Regions from separate parts of the Homo sapiens genome. Here region 2 is linked to region 1. Evidence: chromatin loops called from intact Hi-C (ENCODE). Cell type or tissue: PC-9. All regions are shown on one strand. Links, peaks and the distances in the headings refer to the core of each region. The heading gives the core; the rest is flanking DNA. Region 1 has its middle 6.0 kb from the start of MIR3193. Region 2 has its middle 7.6 kb from the start of DEFB116.

Region 1 (9,954 bases), core at 4,020-6,519:
CCTGGGCAACATGGTGAAACAAAAAATACAAAAATTAGCTGGGCATGGTGGCGTGCACCTGTAGTCCCAGCTACTTGGGAGGCTGAGGTGGGAGGATCACTTGAGCACTCTGAGAAGCCCTACTTGGAAGGACTGCTTGATCCCAGGAATTTGAGACTAGCCTGGACAACAAAGTGTGACCCCATCTCTACAAAAATGAAAAGAAAAAAAATTAGCCAGGCGTGATGGCACACACCTGTGGTCCCAGCTACATGGGAGGCTGAGGCGAGAGGATCACTTCAGTCCAAGAGTTCAAGGCTGAAGTGAGTCATGATTGCCCCACAGTACTCCAGCCTACAGAGTGAGGACCCTGTCTCAAAAAAAAAAAAAAAAAAAAAAAAAGAAGGAGATGGGATGGTCGGGGAAGACCCTCTGAGCCAACCTTTGGGCTGAAAGCTGAAGGACATGAAGATACGCAGGGTGTAGAATTTGAGGCACAGGCAAAGTCTCCCCAGTTATGAAAGAGCAACTGAAAGGAAACCAAAGTGACTGGAGGGGAGTGGCAAGGGGAGAGTTAGGGGAAGTGGGTGGATGTAGGCAGGAACCAGGCCTTACTGTGCCTTGTAGGCTATGGTAACAAATTAGGATTTTATTCCAAAAGTAACGAATGCCACAGGGAGCATTTAAGCAAGCAAGTGACGTGATCCTTGTATTTTTTAGAAGGATCTCTCTGGCTGTCATGTGGAGAATGAGGGGGAAATGGAAGCAGGGTGACTGAGGAGGCTATTGCAGTATCCCAGTGAGATGATGGGCACCAGGGTAATGGCCAAGGGGAAGGGCAGAAATGCGTAAATTTGGGATATATTTAAGAGTTAAGGCCGGGCATGGTGGCTCATGCCTCTAATCCCAACACTTTGTGAGGCTGAGGCAGGTAGATCACCTGAGGTCAAGGAGTTCGAGACCAGCCTGGACAACATGGTGAAACCCCATCTCCACTAAAAATACAAAAATTAGCCGAGCGTGGTGGCACATGCCTGTAATCCCAGCTACTCAGGAGGCTGAAGCAGTAGAATTGCCTGAACCTGGGAGGCAGAGGTTGCAGTGGGCCGAGATCCTGCCACTGCACTACAGCCTGGGCGACAGAGCAAGACACCATCTCAAAAAAAAAAAAGGCGGTAAGACCAGGCGCACTGGCTGACGTCTGTAATCCCAGCATTTTGGGAGGCCGAGGCAGGTGGGTCAATTGAGCCCAGGAGTTTGAGACCAGCCTGGGTAGCATGATGAAACAAAAAATACAAAAATTAGCCAGGTGTGGTGGTGCACACCTGTAGTCTCAGCTACTTGGGAGGCTGAGGTGGGAGGATCGCTTGAGCCCAGGAGACAGATGTTGCAGTGAATCAAGACTGCACCACTGCACTCCAGCCTGCGCCACAGAGTGAGACTTTGTCTTTGAGGGGGTGGAAAAAAAAGCATTAGAGTTGGCAGGACTTGGAGATGCAGTGAGTGTGAATGTGTATTTGTCTTGGGATGGTTTTTTCTTTTTTTTTTTTTTTTGAGATGGAGTCTCGCTCTGTCACCCAGGCTGGAGTGCAGTGGTGCAATCTCAGCTTACTGCAGCCTCTGCCTCCCAGGTTCAAGCAATTCTCCTGCCTCAGCCTCTCAAGTAGCTGGGACTACAGTTGCATGCCACCACGCCTGGCTAATTTTTGTATTTTTAGTAGAAATGGGGTTTCACAATGTCAGCCAGGATGATCTCAATCTCCTGACCTCGTGATCCACCCACCTCGGTCTCCTAAAGTGCTGGGATTACAGGTGTGAGCCACCACGCCCGGCGGGATGGTTTTCAAGGAGCATCCTGTGTTTCTAGTTTGCCCAGATTATTATTATTATTTTTTGAGACGGAGCCTTGCTCTGTTGCTCAGGCTGGAGTGCAGTGGCCAGATCTTGGCTCACTGCAACTTCCGCCTCCTGGGTTCAAGCAATTCTCCTGTCTCAGCCTCCTGAGTAGCTGGGATTACAGGCGTGCACCACCATGCCCGGCTAATTTTTGTGTTTTTAGTAGAGACAAGGTGTCACCATGTTGGTCAGGCTGGTCTCAAACTCCTGACCTCGTGATCCGCCCACCTCAGCCTCTCAAAGTGCTGAGATGACAGGTGTGAGCCCACCGTGCCCAGCTGCCCAGATTCTAAAACCAGCCTAGAAGACTATTTTAAGGGTAAAATACAGTCTTGTTCATCTTCAAAATGAGAAGGAAATATATTCTCATGCCTCACTCCCAGAATCACTTCCAAGGCTATGACCTTAGCCCAAGAGGCCAGGTCTGAGGGATCCTGGGCAAGTCACTGAACTTCTCCGGGCTTTCCTTTTCCTATCTCTACAATGAGTGCGCTGGGTTAAGCTGTATGTAAGGGACCTTCCAGTTCTGATTATTCTGTTTAATCAAAATAGACTCCAGTCCAACCTAGTAATGTTTAAATTGTGCATCACCTAGGATGCAGCCATCCTACTCCTTTTAACGCATATTCACTGAGGGCATTCAGAGCAGCACTGCTGATAACAGCAAAACCTATGAAACAATCCAAAGGTCCATCACAGGAGACTGGGGCAATAAATCATATAATAGAATACTACAAAGTGGGCTGGGTGCGGTGGCTCACGCCTGTAATCTCTGCACATTGGGAGGCCAAGGTGGCGGATCACCTGAGGTCGGGAGTTCGAGACCAGCCTGACCAAAATGGAGAAACCCCGTCTCTACTAAAAATACAAAATTAGCTGGGCATGGTGGCGCATGCCTGTAATCCCAGCTACTCGGGAGGCTGAGGCAGGAGAATCGCTTGAACCCAGGAGGCAGAGGTTGCGGTAAGCTGAGATCGTGCCATTGCACTCCAGGTTGGGCAACATGAGCAAAACTCCATCTCAAAAAAAAAAAAAAGAATACTACAAAGTGGTGGAAATGAATGAATGAAGGCAAGAAATCAACATGGATGACTCTCATGTAATTCATGTTGCATGAGAAAATCAGGTTGCAGAAAATTGCATATAATATGATTTTATTTATATAAAAGGCAAAACCAGGTAATATCAAGTAATGGATTGTTTAAGGATGCATACTTGTACATATGTGAAAAAAAATAAAAGAACAAGCAATTGATTAACACAAAGTTCTGGATAAGAGGTAAAATCTTATGGGGATTTTATCCTGAAGGGCAAACACAGGCTTCAAATGAACTAATATTCTATTTCAAGCAGAGAGGCTGGTACTTGTGTGTTTTATAGTTTTATATATATACATATATGTGTATATATACATATGTGTGTATATACATATATGTGTGTATATATACATATATACACATGTATACATGTGTATATACATATATACACATGTATACATATGTATATACATATATACATATATACACATGTATACATATGTATATACATATATACATATATACATACACATACATATATACATATATATACACACACATATATATACACACATATACACACACACACACACACACACATTTTTTTTTTTTTTTGAGACAGAGTCTTTGTTGCCCAAGCTGGAGTGCAGTGGCGCAATCTCGGCCTCCCAAAGTGCTGGGATTAAAGGCGTGAGCCACCGCACCTGGCCGGTTTTATTATTATCTTTAAACTGCAGACGTGTGATATCTGCTCTATTGTAGGTGTGATACATTTCACAATTGAAAAAAAGAAATTTCCAAGATTAGGCCAGGCGTGATGGCTCACACCTGTAATCCCAGCACTCTGGGAGGCCGAGGTAGGCAGATCACCTGAGGTCAGGAGTTCAAGACCAGCCTGGTCCACATGGTGAAACCCCATCTCTACTAAAAATACAAAAAATGAGCCAGGCTTGGTGGCGAGCCCAGATTGCGCCACTGCACTCTAGCCTGGGCGAAAGAGTGAAACTCTGCCTCAAAAACAAAAAACAAAAAACAAAAACAAAAACAAAAAACAAAATTAGCTTGAGCGCCGTGGCTCACGCCTGTAATCCCAGCACTTTGAGAGGCTGAGGCAGGCTTATCACCTGAGGTCGGAAGTTCGAGACCAGCCTGATCAACATGGAGAAACCCGTCTCTACCAAAAATACAAAATTAGCCAGGCGTGGTGGCTGGCGCCTGTAATCCTAGCTACTCGGGAGGCTGAGGCAGGAGAATCGCTTGAACCCAGGAGATGAGTTTGCAATGAGCCAAGATCGCGCCACTGCACTCCAGCCTGGGCTACAAAAAAAAAAAAAAAAAAAAAAAAGCCGGGAGCGGTGGCTCACGCCTGTAATCCCAGCATTTTGGGAGGCCGAGGCAAGCGGATCACGAGGTCAGGAGATCGAGACCACGGTGAAACCCCGTCTCTACTAAAAATACAAAAAAATTAGCCGGGTGCGGTGGCGGGCGCCTGTAGTCCCAGCTATTGGGGAGGCTGAGTCAGGAGAATGGCGTGAACCCGGGAGGCGGAGCTTGCAGTGAGCCGAGATCGAGCCACTGCACTCCAGCCTGGGCGACAGAGCCAGACTCCGTCTCAAAGAAAAAAAAAAAGAAAAGAAAAGAAAGAAGAAAGAAAAGAAAAAGAAAAAGAAAAGAAATTTCCAAGATTAGCCCAAGATCTCCTCCTTTAAAAGGGAAGGAATGCCGGGCACGCTGGCTCACGCCTGTAATCCCAGCACTTTGGGAGGCTGAGGCGGGCGCATCACGAGGTCAGGAGATCGAGACCATTCTGGCTAACACGGTGAAACCCCCTCTCTACTAAAAATACAAAAAATTAGCTGGGCGTGGTGGCGGGCGCCTGTAGTCCCAGCTACTCCGGAGGCCGAGGCAGGAGAATGGCGTGAACCCTGGAGGCGAAGGTTGCAGTGAGCCGAGATCGTGCCACTGCACTCCAGCCTGGGCGACAGAGCGAGACTCCATCTCAGAAAAAAAAAAAAAAAAAGGGAGGGAATGAGGCTCATAGGGGGTTGTCACAAGCAAGGAAGAGGAAAGAGGATGAGAGAATGGGGGAAACGGTAGCCAAAGGGGGCCTGAGAGAAGGGGCTGAGGGTTTACATGTGCGCAGAACTCTTCACTCTCCTAACACGCTTGCAGCTCTGACTGCAGTTCCCAAGGCGTCCACTAGAGGCCACCAAGGCATCAGCCTCCGCCTCTCGCCGCAACCAGGCCGCCTTTCTCGCCCACGGTGGCATAGCCCGGGCTCTGCCCGGGAGGGGGCGCTGGTGGCCAAAGGAAGACGGGGGCGGGCACAGCGCCTGCGTTTGCAGCTGCATGAGACCAGGTGCTCTGGAAAGCGCTGGCCCGCTTCCCAGCTCTTCTCTGCCGCCCAGAGATTTTAGGGTCTCAAACCCAAAAACCGGGCCGGACAGGGTGGCTCACGCCTGTAATCCCAGTGCTTTGGGAGGCAGAGGCGGGAGGATTGCTTGAGCCCAGGATTTTGAGGCCAGCCTGGGCAACCATGCAAGACCCCGTCTCTATTAAAACAACAACAGGCCGGGCCCGGTGGTTCACGCCTGTAATCTCAGCACTTTGGGAGGCCGAGGCGGATGGATCACCTGAGGTCAGGCGTTGGAGACCATCCTGGCCAACATGATGAAATCCCGTCTCTACTAAAAATACAAAAAATTAGCTGGACGTGGTGGTGCACGCCATAGTCCCAGCTACTCGGGAGGCTGAGGCAGAAGAATCGCTTGAACCCAGAAGGCAGAGGTTGCAATGAGTCGAGATTGCGCCACTGCACTCTAGCCTGGTGACAGAACGAGACTTTGTCTCACAATTAAAAAAAAAAAAAAAATTAGCTGGGCGTGGTGGCAGGCACCTGTAACCCCAGCTACTTGGGAGGCTGAGGCAGGAAAATCGCTTGAACCCAGGAGGCGGGGGTTGCAGTGAGTTGAGATGGTACCATTGCACTCCAGCCTGGGTGACAAGGAGGAAACTGTCTCAAAAAATATATAAATAAATAAAAATAAATTAATAAAATAACAAAACAAACCCAAGCAACGAACAGCACCCACAGACACGATTCTTTGTCTTCTGCAGCTATGCCTTCAAGCTTGGGCCCTGCTCGGTCTCGTCTATATATAAAGAAGAGGATCTAGGTTTGTGCAGCCTCTAAGGAAAAGAATACAACATTTTGCAAATCTTGCAAAACACACAGAAATCATGCTAACACATGGCTGATACTCTTTCCATGTGAGGAGGCTTGAAGTTTAAGCTTAAGTAATTTCCAGGTAAATGCACCTCTGATTACACATCTGCATATTTATCTACTGCGTGTCTCCCACTAAGAATGTAAGTTCCAAGACTGCAAGAATTTGTATCTGAATTGTTAACTCCTGGGGCCCGGTTCCTAGTATATTGTAGAAGCTTTATAAACTATTTGTTGAAAGAACCAGTTGGGGCTAGTTTCACAGGTAGAAGTACAATGGCCTAGCCTGAGGCTTGAGGAGTGCAAAGGTTTGGGATGATATCACTGAAACCTCAAAACGGTGAGTATAACACCCATTTAAAAGCTGGGAATGAGGCTGGGCGACATGGTGGCTCACACCTGTAATCCCAGCACTTTGGGAGGCCAAGGCGGGCAGACCACGAGGTCAGAAGGTCAAGACCAACCTGGCCAACACGGTGAAACCCCGTCTCTACTAAAAACACAAAAATTAGCTGGGCGTGGTGGCACGTGCCTATAACCCCAGCTACTTGGGAGGGTGAGGCAGGAGAATCACTTGAACCTGGGAGACACAGGTTGCAGTGAGCTGAGCTCCTGCCACTGCACTCCAGGCTAGCAAGAGAGGGAGACTCTGTCTCAAAAAAAAAAAAAAAAAAAAAATGCTGGGGATGGCAGGGTGCAGTGGCTCACACCTGTAATCCCAACAATTTGGGAGGCCAAGGCAGGTGGATCACCTGAGGTCAGTAGTTCGAGACCAACCTGGCCAACATGTAGAAACCCTGTCTCTACTAAAAATACAAAAATTGCTGGGCGTCGTGGTGCACACCGGTAGACTCAGCTACTGGAGGGGCTGAGGCAGGAGAATTGCTTGAACCCAGGAGGCAGAGGTTGGCAACAGAGTGAGACTCCGTCTCAAAAAAAAAAAAAAAAATGCTGGGGATCCTAAGAGCCCAGGAGGTGAAGCAGGTGCCCAACCAGAAGTGGCACTGGGCCTAGAACCCGCATTTGCCTTGCCTCTTGCCCTGCCTTTGCTCCCAGCCACTGTCCTCCCTTTAACCCCCCTTGCACAAGGCCTTGATGCAACCCTGTACTGGCCTGGGGCACCCTGCTTGAGGACAGCGTTGGGAACGAGGTTTTGCAAGAGTTGCAGCAGGAAGCAGCACCAGCCAGGGCAGGTCCAGGGAGATAAGGGCACCCTCGCCCCTCCCTGTGCTCCTCCTGGCCTTCTGGTTTCCTCTTCCCTTCCCTTTCCTGGAAAGTGGCGCCTGCCTGGACCCTGGCCCCAGCCTCGCCCAGCTCCTGGCCTGGCCCTGTGACTCACCTCCTTTCTTTCCGGCAGCCATGCTAGGATGTGAGACCTGCCTGCCACCAGGAAGCCCTGCTGTGTGTGACACTGGGCAGCAGGGAGCTCTCTCTGGCTGGCAGTTCCTGGTGCTCAATAAGAGTGACTGGCATGGGTCGGGTGTGGTGGCTCACGCCTGTAATCCCAGCACTTTGGGAGGTTGAGGAGGGCTGATCACCTGAGGTCAGGAGTTCGAGGCCAGCCTGGGCAACATGGTGAAACCCCGTCTCTACTAAATATATAAAAATTAGCCAGATGTGGTGGTGCGCGTCTGTAATCTCAGCTACTCAGGAGGCTGAGGCATGAGAATTGCTTGAACCCGGGAGGCGGAGGTTGCAATGAGCCAAGATCACGCCACTGCACTCCAGCCTGGGCGACAGAGCGAGACTCTGTCTCAAAAAAAAAAAAAAAAAAAAAAAAAGAGCCGGGCACGGTGGCCTCATGCACTTTGGGAGGCTGAGGAGGGTAGATCACCTGAGGTCAGGAGTTCGAGAGCAGCCTGGCAAACATGGTGAAACCCTGTCTCTACTAAAAATACAAAAATTAGCTGGGCGTGTTGGCATATGCCTGTAATCCCAGCTTCTTGGGAAGCTGAGGCAGAAGAATTGCTTGAAACTGGGAAGCGGAGGTTGCGGTTGAGTCGAGATCGCCCCATTGCACTCCAGCCTGGGTGACGAGGAAAACTGTCTTAAAAAAAAAAATAGACATTCCCCAATATGGGTTGCAAAAATTGTGATATGTGTATATTTCTTGCATTTATCTGAGTTATGCTTTTAAAACAAATAAATATAATGACCAGGTATGATTTCAGTTGGAAATAAGATGAAAGGCTTTATAAACTGGACATACTGTGGGAACATGAGGCCCCTCATAAACCTGATTTAGACAAGTCTGATTTCTGGAAAGTCCTCTAAGGTAATGTGCAATGTGGCCTTGGGTGGGTCACCTCACCTCTTTGATGCCTCCGTTTTCTCATCTGAAAAGTGAACACAGGCCGGGCACGGTGGCTTACATCTGTAATCCCAGCTCTTCGGGAAGCTGAGGTGGGCAGATCCCTTCAGGTCAAGAGTTCGAGACTAGCCTGGCCAACATGGTGAAAACCCTTTTCTACAAAAAAAATACAAAAATTAGCTGGGCATGGTGGCACGTGCCTGTAATCCCAGCTACTCGGGAGGCTGAGGCAGGAGGATCACTTGAACCTGGGAGGTGGAGGTTGCAGTGAGCCAAGATGGTGCCACCGCACCCCAGCCTGGGCAATAGAGGGAGACTCTGTCTCAAAAAAACCAAAAAAGTGAATATACCAGTAGGCCCACACCTGGTAGGGCTGTTGAGACAATCCGCTCAAAACACTTTATTGCAATATGCACTAAGTATCTACCATGAGCCTGTGCTATGCTTTTTAGGTGCATTGGTTCAATTAATCCTTGAAGCCCAGGTTCTGAAGCCCGTTTTCCAAAAAAGAAGAGGCTCTGACAGGTGAAGTGATGAGCATCAAGGTTGATTCTGGGCTTGTGTTCTACCTGCCTCCCTACTAAAATGTTAGCCTATTACTCTTGTTGTAGTGGTGGTGGTTGCTCTTATTAAAATGAGCATATGATGATAGCACTGGCCTCGTTAACAAGTTCTGACGATTAAATGAATTGATATTGTAAAGAGTTTAGCATGGTGCCCAGCACACAATAAGCTCTCTGTATTTCTTAAATAAAATTAACAGTACAGCCCCGGAAAGGCAGAGTCCAGTGCCCAAGAAACTTGGTCCTCGGGTTTCTCGGCATCTTCCACCCCAGCTCCTGGCTTCGTCCTGTCCAGGAGGGGTTAAGGAGTTAATGATTTCCAAAGGAGCAGGGTTTTGTGTGTTACATGCACACACACCGGTGGCCTCTGTCCCCCCTCCCTCTGCGAGGCCCGGAGCCTCTTATGCAAGCCGCCGGCGCCCGCCGGTTCCCAGGCCCGGCTGCAGCTGGGGGCGGAGGGGCAGGGCGGGGGCGGCGCGCTGTTTGTCTAGCGCGGCTGTGCCAAAGGCTGCGGGCCCCAGACAGCCAGGCGCCTCCGTACACCTGGGGATGCTCAGGTTAAATAGCTCCGCATTCCTCGGGCCCAGCTGATGGAAACGCTCCCAGGCCGCCGCGGAGCCGGCCTCCAGATGGGCTGGGTCTGGGCCAAAGGGGAACAGAGGGAAACGTGGAATCCAGAGTGTGCCTGAATGGCGGGGGAGGTGGCCCAGGCCCCCGCCGCAGCCCCTTCCTCCCCTGGAAAAAGGCCCTGCATGTCGGAGTACGCGAGGGGGAACCCGCTCAGACCCCGTGGGTGGGCTTGCAGGCGGGGGCCCACACGTGAGAGTGCGTGCGTGCACACGTGTGCCTCCGAGGACACTCCAAGGACTCACAGGCGACAATAATAATTTATAACTATGAAACATTCTGTGCCAAGCACTGTGCTAAACGTTTTACACACTT
Region 2 (9,954 bases), core at 6,287-8,786, 300 kb after region 1:
TCCAACACTGGGAAAATATTTTATTACTTCTTTAGTTCAAAGATTTCTCTGGTGGGGCATGAGATAATCTTATGGGCAGTAAAGTACTTACCTGAAGGAGATTATAAAGTGACACTGTCTAATTTATAAGAGGATAAAGAAACCTAAGTTTGAAAAAAACTCAAGTTGCACATAACCTTGAGGTTCAGACATATTTAGACTTGTTTAGAAAAAGCAAAAGAGAAGATACTGGTCAAATAGCAACCAAATTTCAAGAATAGGCAGAAAGAATCTTCTTTCCCTAGTAGCCATGCTGAGCAACAAAGCTTAACATTGGGCTTAAGCATTTGCCTTGAACTCCATGGCAGAGTGAGTACTTTTCTGCTGAAAACATCTCTAAAATGGATATTTTTCATATTTTCTTAAATGATTTCATAAGCTTGCAAAAATTAAATAATATGGAACCAAGAAATTGAATTGAGAAGGGAGTCCTTTTAGGAAAAGAAACACTGAAACAGTTTCCACCTTGAGGGTATTTCCTGAACCATATGAACTTGAGTTATGCTTTTCATGGCCTTATGGAACTGAGAAATGGAAATTACTATCCAGAGTACCAGTGGTAAAAAACCTAATAAGAGACTCCTGCATCAATATGGGACTTCAAAGAATTGCGTCTTTACAATAACAGTGAGCTGGAAACAATCCCTACTCCCCAGTTGGATTGCAAGGAAAATGAACTGTTTTTAATTTAGTTAATGAGAAGATTGGGTGTGTGTGTGCAAGGGAGTCTCCTCTGAGATTTTGTAATCCCAAGCAGGCCCTCACTTAGTATATAGCCTGAATCATGGCACTCTGATGATATGAAAAATCTAAAGCTGAGAATCTAATTTACACAGGCCCAGACTGGTAATGCCCTTAGTTGCCTGACAGAAGTAAACATAAATATTCTCTGAAGAACTCATCTTAATCCTAGACCTCTTTAAAAAAGTTTAAAGAAAATGATCAGTTCGCAGACAAAAATCACAAAACTCTCAAGAAAATAAAGCATTATGAATGAGAAGCAGCAGAAAGAATAAATAGTAAACTCAAACCTGGAACAATTCAGATATTGAAGTTGTCAGTCACAGAATAGAAAGTAATTATCTTTATGGCTGGGCACATTGGCTCACGTCTGTAATCCCACACTTTGGGAGGGCAAGGTGGGCAGATCACCTGAGACTGGGAGTTCAAGACTAGCCTGGCCAACATGGTGAAACCCCCTCTCTGCTAAAAAAAAAAAATTAGCCAGGCGTGGTGGCATGTCCCCGTGATCCCATCCACTCGGGAGGCTGAGGCAGGAGAATCGCTTGAACCCAGAAGCCAGAGGTTGCAGTGAGATGAGATTGGGCCAGCCTGGGTGACAAAGCATTCCAGCCTGGGTGACAAAGCAAGACTCCATCTCAAAAAAAAAAAAAAAAAAGAAAAAATAATCATCTTTAATATGTTTCAAGAAAAAATCAAGACTTGAAATTATAAATAAAAAGCAAGCAGATCTTGGCCAAGTGCAGTGGCTCATGCCTGTAATCGCAGCACTTTAGGAGGTCGAGGCGGGTGGGTTGCCTGAGCTCAGGAGTTTGTGACCACCTGGGGCAAGATGATGAAACCCTGTCTCTACCAAAATACAAAAAATTAGCTGGATGTGGTGGTGCACACCTATAGTCTTAGCTACTGAGGGGGCTGAGGTGGGAGGATTGCTTGAGCCAGGGAGGTGGAGGTTGCAGTGAGCTGAGATCATGCCACTGCACTCCAGCCTGACTGACAGAGTGAGACCCCATCACAAAAAAAAAAAAAAAGGAAGCAGATCTGAAAAATAAATAGAAATAACTTGAAATAACGTGAAAATAAAAACTTGGATTTAACATTACATTAGACATAGCTGAAGAGAGAATTAGTGAATTAAGAGATTATTCAGAAGAAATTATTCAGAATTTAGTGCAGATAGACAAAAAGATTAAAAAAATAAAAGGGAGGTTAAGAGACATAGAAAATATAGTGAGAAGTCCTAAACATGTTTATTTGGAATTCTAGAAGGAAAGAGGAGAGAAAATGGGAGCAGAAGTAATAGTACCAGTTAACATGACTGAGAACTTGTGAACTGATGAAAAACACCAATCTTTCAGACTCAAAAAAAACCCTAATAAATCAAAACCAGGGTAAATATGAAAAATGCACATGTAGATAGAACACAGGGAAAATGTAGAATAATGAAAACAAGGAGAAGATCTGAAACCAGCTAGAGAAAAAGGTCCTATTACCTGCAAGGGAGCAAATATTAGACTGACAGCAACTTTTTCAGCATCAACAAAGAAAGCATGAAGACAATGATACTATATTTTCAGTGTGCTGAGGAAGAATAACTCTCACATATATTCCTACACCTAATGAAATTGTAATTTAAGAATGAAGATATACTGTAGATATTTTCAGATAAAATCTAGGAGAATTTTCTATAATAGGCTATCACCAAAGGAAATTCTAAGAGAGAAGCTTTAGACAGAAGGTCAATACTTGTAAATATGTGGCAAATTTGCAATCATTCATTGATAAAATAATAACAATAGTATTTTTCTTAACCAAAAACAATAAGATAAAATTAAAATTGCACATAAATTAGGAGATGAGTATTTGGGATTAAAAAAATAAAGTTGAAATGAATAGGAAATACACTAACCCAAAGAAAGCAGTTTAGCTAAATTAATATCACACAAAATAGACTTCCAGGAAAGAAAGCATTATTGAGATAAAAAGTATAACTGCGTAGTGATAAAATGTTCAACTTACTGGGAAGACATGTTTTCCAAACATATTTTTGTACCTTTATTAATACAGCATGGAAATATATGTAAATAAAAATCATCAGAAATAAAGAGGAATGGATGAATCCATAATTAAAGTCGGGGACTTAGAAATCCTCCTCTGAATATAGATGTGGTAATCACCAGTTAGTAGGATTAATCTAATATACAGAACACTGCATCCAAATGATACAAATTGTTCTCAAATAGAGACAAGAACATTTATAAAATATTATCACAGGCTGAGTGATATGGGACATCTTATCACATATCAACATAATGAATAACCTAAGAATATCTGCCTTATTTATTTGCCATTGTTACTTGACAAATTATAATTGTATATATGGAAGCTCTGTCTTTTGATTATATTGTAGGCATTTGTTATGGATAATTTTATATGCTTTTCTTATTGATTCATATGATATATATGACTTTTGGAGTATTGTAAGGAGACCTAAATTTAGGTGGCTAAACAGAATCCAGAAACCTCACAAGCATTAAAATGTAAATATTTTAGTTTTTCCAACTTAAATTGACTAGAACCAATAGCACCGTATTAGCAATGAGCATAAGTGCCCAGATTTTGGTCTGCAAGTCAAGTCTTCACTCAAAGCAACCAGGGCCATTTAGAAAAATGGCTGAACCCTGGTCTAGTGCTGTGGACTTACAGTGTGAGCCCAGGACATTTTCTTGTGCAGAAATCATCAAAGCTTTAAAAAACGAATGGGTCATGTAAAGGGATATATAATCCAGCCAGAGGAAATCTCTACTTGATAAGGTTATAACAATTTGAGCATCAAAAATAGTAACAAATAAAATGGACTGGAATACAATGAATCAATGAAAAGGCATGATTGTCTAAAGATACTCAGAGATGGGATAACCAGAAAAACTCATATGTCACCATTTGAAGCAGCTACTAAGCAAACTACTTACTTCAAAGACCAATAAGTAATTTGAAAGAATTAAGCATTTATCCTGCCTCTCCAGTAAGAGCTGTATTTCTAGTAATCAAATAGCTCTTGTTGATGAGGGAAAGCTATATTTTACTGAATTGTATTCTGCAACGCCTAAAGAATTTATTGATTCAGGCAAGGACCATAATTTGTGTTAAAACCATTAAGGATGTGATTGACATGGAACCAGATATTTGTTACTTGGCAAAAGTAACAACATACAGACCAATTTGAATATGAAAGTGAAAAATCAACACTGTCCAATAAAAAGACCAGACAGTCGTCACTTTAATTCACTTGTGAATCTGAATAGCAAGGGACATCCAGATATTAAATGACTTCTGATGTGATGCAGTATAAAGAACACAGCTTCAGCTCTGATACATTTTTGCCAAGATTATTAGTGTACATCAATAAAGCCATAAGAACTAACTTCCTACGTACAAAATAAATTGGTGAGGAAGCAAAAGGAAACTAGAAAATCAGAAGGTGGATCAGTGTAAAAACAACTGGCTCAATGTTTTCAACAAATCAGTGTGACAAAATGGGGACTGTGCTAGACTGAAAGAGATCAAAGGGATATAAATAAATCACATTCAGTCATTTAAGCATACCAGCTTCACGGAACATTTCTAGCACAATTGGGGAAATTTGAATATAGCCTGGGCGTTAAATATGAACAAAATGCGTTAAAATTGAAAAATGAAGATTATAAATGAAACAAAGCAGATTATGAAACAATGTGTAGTGAGATTTCATTTTAATAAAATCTATGCATAGAAAAAGATCCAGTAATATACAATAAGATGTTAACTGTGGCAATCTCTAGGTAATAGTGATATAGTGTTTTTATTGTTTCATTTTTTGCTTATCTGTATTTTAACATACAATAAAATATACCCCTTTTGTAATAATATTAGTTTAAAAATAAGCTAAGCATTAAATTTTAGATGCTAGAAAAACAGCAAGAGGATATCTAGAGAAACCAAGAGAAATGACATAATAAGTTCAGGCATTTCATTGAGTTTAACCCAATGGACTATAATAACAACGAATACCCTGGAATATAAATAACAGAACTGGAATCTTAATTCTTGCTAAAGATAAATAGATTTTTGATAATCTTATCAAGAAAAAAATGGAAATAATTAAAAACAGTTAAAAAGCTGGAAATAACTATAGACACCACAGAGATTAAGAATAATAAAACTCTATTATGAGGAAATATACATGATACATTTGAAAAATACTTAAAGGAAATACAGCCCATCAAGACTAGCACTGGAAGAAGTGCAAACCTGAGAAGATCAACCAAGCATAAAGACACTGAAATGGTACTGACAGGCCTCCCCCTCCCACTAAGTCTCAGACTCATAAAGTATTAACATTGAGTTCTACTTTGCTTTGCTTAAAATAGTTCAAGTTCTTTTGTCTTGGAATAATTATTATTAATACCCCCTTTATTCTCAAATGTGTCCTAGTTACATAAATTATAGAAGAATTGTATAATACCCTTAGATCTAGCAAACTTTGAAGGAACAGTTAATTCTTGTATTACACAAATTGTTCCAGAAAATAGAGGAAATGTAAAAGCTGCCTAAATGATCTTAGGAGGTCAGTGTTATCTTGACTTCAAAGGCAGGTAAAAACAATAGGAAAGAGAAACAATAGGCTGTAGCTCCTCTGCATATATATGCCAAAATCCCAAATAGAATAGTGAATAATGGAACCTAATACTGTGTTAAAAATATACTTCCTGTATATCAATTAGGATCTATCTGGAAGCCATGAGGATGAATAACAACAGAAACTCTAGCAATGTAAATCTCTAGCCTAATAGAAAAAAGAAGAATTATATGATTCTTAAATGATACATAGAAAATATTTTATAAATTTCAAAAATTAAGTATAATAGAATATTTAGCTAATTAGGAAGAGACGAGCACTATCAAACATGCTAAAGATTACATGCCAAAATTTTGTGGCAAATGTTAGATTTATTCAAGGATCTTTAGGTACAGTCCCTTTAAAATTGGAAAAAAGGCCGGGCGCAGTGGCTCACGCCTGTAATCCCAGCACTTTGGGAGGCCGAAGCGGGCGGATCACGAGGTCAGGAGATCGAGACCATCCTGGCTAACACGGTGAAACCCCGTCTCTACTAAAAATACAAAAATTAGCCGGGCATGGTGGCGGGTGACTGTAGTCCCAGCTACTCGGGAGGCTGAGGCAGGAGAATCGCTTGAACCCAGGAGGCAGAGGTTGCGGTGAGCCGAGATCGTGCCACTGCACTCCAGCCTGGGCAACTGATAGAGCGAGACTCCATCTCAAAAAAAAAAAAAAAAAAAAAAATTGGAAAAAAAACCAAGGACTCTCATTAATAATGCAAATATTTATTACAACAGTGGAGGGAGAGCCTGCCCTTGTTTTTAGGAAAAAATAAGAAATAAATTCAAGGACTAAAAAGTAGGAGCTAGTTCCACAGATTGTGGAAATCGATAAACAAATTCAAAGATTGATAGAAATAAATGGGCAAAGAATAGCCAATATAATTGTGAAGAACAAAGTTAGAGAATTTACATTCCTGGATATTAAGACTTATTATAAAGCCATAGTAATTAGTAAAATGTACTACTGATGCAAAGATAAAGAAACTAAGGAACAAAATAGAGTCTAGAAAGAGATCTAATCATGTATGATTCCATGAGAAAAGTAGAACAGTAGAGTAATGGCAGAAGGATGGTATTTTCAATAAATGGTTATCAGTTGATCTTTCCTTCACACCTAAAATCAGTTCCATGTAGATAATAATAATAATAAAACAATAAAGTTTTTAGAACAAACATAAGAAAGTATGTTTAAGACCTTGGGGTAAGTAAAGATTTCTTAAGACACAGAATGTACCAACTGTAAAGAAAGAGATTGATAAATTAGACTTCATTAAAATTAGGAACATCTGTTGAACAAAAGATGTCATTAAGAGGCAGAAAAGTTAAGCCACAAAATTGTGACAGCTATTTTCAAAACCTATAACCAACAAAGATCTTGTGTCTTGAATACATGAAGAATTTTTACAATTCATTAAGAAAAACTCAGACACGCACTCCAAGAACAAAAAAGCCAAAGTGTTGAACAGAGCATCCGAATGACCCATAAATATATGAAAAAGCTCTTAATTCCACTGGTCATTAAGGAAATACAAATTAAAACTGTAATGAGCTATCATTACACACAGAGATTAGCTAAACTTAATGAAGATTAACAATATCAAGTATCAGTGGGGGTGTATTAAAATGGTACACCACTTTGGGAAGCTATTTGACAGCAGATTAAAAAGCTGATCACATGCATATCTATGACCTCTCAATTTCCCCAATAGAAAGGCCTACATATGTGCATAAAAAGTTACGAACAAGAGTGTTCATAGTAGCATTATTTATAATGACCCCAAACTAGAAAGAACCCAATGCTTATGATCAGTAGTATGGATAAATTAGTTATGGTAATGGAACACTATGCCATAATAAAAATGAGTGAACAATTGCTATCTCCACACAACATGGACAGATCTCAAAACAATGATGAGTCAAACTTTCTGGAGACTGTAACTTTAATAGTAGAGTTACAGTCTATTCAGTCACTGATGCTTTTCTCACAGGTAAAGCACGTATCCAGGTGTGTTGCTCCTTCCTGTGATAGTGATGTGAGTTACCAGCAACACTTGGTAGTGTCCTTCTCAGCACTATGATAATCTAGCCTGCCATTGGGTAAGTTCAGTGTAGATTGTCTCCTAGTCTGTATTAGCAACATACCGTTTCAGGGGGATTCTTCCATCTTTTGGCCACACGATGGCGTAATAAGCCTAGGGAAATGAGAAAACTCTGTGATTTCCTTCGTATAAAGTAACAGGCTAGGCTTCACTGCTAAACACATAGCGCTTCCAAACATTAACTCAAAAGGAGAAATATCATGCTTGCTACAGGGAGTTAACCTTAAGTTTCATAGAACAAATACTAAGGCTCTGAGTCACTGTAAGCCAGTGGCTTCATTTAATTTAGCCAAATGGTTTTTTTTTCTTTTTTCTTTTCTCGTTTCTTTCTTTCTTTTTTTTTTTTTTTTTGAGACGGAGTCTCCCTCTGCTGGCCAGGCTGGAGTGCAGTGGCGCGATCTTGGCTCACTGCAACAACCTCTGCCTCCTGGGTTCAAGCGATCCTCCTGCCTCAGCCTCCCAAGTAGCTGGGATTACAGGCGCTCTCCACCATGCCCAGCTAATTTTTGTATTTTTTGTAGAGACGGGGTTTCGCCATGTTGGCCAGGCTGGTCTCAAACTCTTGGGCTCAAGTGATCTGTCCACCTCGGCCTCCCAAAGTGCTGGGATTACAGGTGTGAGCCACTGCACCTGGCATAGTTTAGCCAAATAATTCCTTAGAGTAAGTTTCATTTGTTCCATTTGTCCAGAAAACTGGGGATGATAGGAAGTATAAATTATTGGTATTTGTAGGGTTTTACTGAGCCCCTGATTTGCCACAGGGAGAATGATTTTCCATGTCAGATTCTCTATGTTCAGGAATTCCGAAGACTGGGATGTCATAATTTAGTAAGGCCTTGATCACTATTTGAGCACTTCCTTGAGCCAAAGCAAATACTTCTGTCCATCCAGGCATCATACTAAAGAGTATTTCTTAGCTTGTGATGACCGAAGCTCTATAATATTCATTTGCCACCGGGTCCTGGGAACTTTGGCCTGAGTGGGCTTCCTTGGCTTACTGTAGGTATTCCCTGTAAAGAAATTTTCTGACAGACAGCACATGCTCGTATTATTTACCGAATTATTTGACCTTATTACAGGAGTGGTAAGATTCCAAGATTTTCAGTATATTCCTTTTGTTTAAGTGATATTGCTGGTTGGATGGCATGAAAAACCAGTACAGGAATATCTCATTGGGTAATTCTCATATTTTCTGTGGTGCTCTTTTTAGCTTTCCTTGATGTCTAATTTTCTAACTTGGGGGGAGTCTCATATTACTGAAACCATGAATAGGACTCCCCATAGATGTGATGGGACTTCAATTTCCTCAGTCCAAATCTTAGTAGCTATTTTCATGCAAATTTATTTAGATAATTCATCTTATCTATGAGTTCTACAATGAACATAAATCTGTTGGGGAAATTGCAATGACTCTAACAAATCAACAGTCCATTTATGTGTGATATTTTGTTCTCATTAATGTTAGAAAGACTCTGTTCTTCCAAATTTGGTCTGTAGCATGACATGCCCCAAACACATATTTACTATCAGTATAGATATTGACTATATCTATGTAAAGATATGGCTAATTTAAAAGTTCATGTAATAGCTGAGTACTACTGCTTGCCTGCTTTTATGTTTGTTAGAACATCAACCTCTAACGCCTCATGAAGACAGATTGCCATCAGTGAGGTGGTGACCTGGAAGTACACCATCGACATTCACAAGTGCATCCATGGAGTGAACTTTAAAAAGTGTGTCCCTCATGGATGAAGCTGGAAACCATCAAACTGAGCAAACTATCGCAAGGACAGAAAACCAAACACCGCATGTTCTCACTCCTAGGTGGGAATTGAACAATGAGAACACTTGGACACAGGGTGGGGAACATCACACACTGGGGCCTGTCGTGGGGTGGGGGGAGGGGGGAGGGATAGCATTAGGAGATATACCTAATGTAAATGACGAGTTAATGGGTGCAGCACACCAACATGACACATGTATACATATGTAACAAACCTGCACGTTGTACACATGTACCCTAGAACTTAAAGTATAATTAAAAAAATTTTTTTTAAAGTGTGCCCCTCAGGCACTCAATGAGATCCAGAAATTTTCCATGAAGAGATGGGGTCTCCAAATGTGAGGATTGATATCAGGTTCAACAAAGCTGTTTGGGCTTAAGGAATAAAGAATGTCCTATACCATATCCATGTACAGTTGTCCAGAAAATGTAATGAGGATGAAGATTCACCAAACAAGCTCTATACTTTGGTTACCTGCGTACCTGTTACCACTTTCAAAAATCTACAGAAAGTCAATGTGGATAAGAACTGTTGATCATCAAATACACCAAATAAAGTTATAAAACAACCTTCTGAAAAAAAATTCAAGGTCAAGTAGCAAATGCTGATGTAGATGCTGCAGCGAGTTATCC

What was found. Peaks named below come from ENCODE experiments on the same cell type or tissue, not always from the same donor. Only the 100,000 strongest peaks of a DNase experiment are listed, where the experiment ranks them.
Region 2: a loop joins it to region 1, with 19 times the contacts of the local background. A loop is called at or near these places in 2 of 110 quality-filtered maps.

What each region holds. Positions count from the first base shown.
Region 1 is chr20:31,608,226-31,618,179 of GRCh38, reverse strand. No RefSeq gene overlaps it. Among named protein-coding and RNA genes, the nearest start is that of MIR3193, 6.0 kb to the right of the region's middle. RefSeq lists an enhancer at 421-470 and cis regulatory regions at 7,059-7,657, 9,203-9,778. In PC-9, for the core only: a CTCF peak has its summit at 5,133 (motif pointing right); DNase peaks (open chromatin) are centred at 5,189 and 6,379; H3K27ac peaks cover 1,266 bases.
Region 2 is chr20:31,311,206-31,321,159 of GRCh38, reverse strand. It overlaps the pseudogene RPL31P3. Among named protein-coding and RNA genes, the nearest start is that of DEFB116, 7.6 kb to the right of the region's middle. In PC-9, for the core only: CTCF peaks have their summits at 7,479 and 7,678; a DNase peak (open chromatin) is centred at 7,719.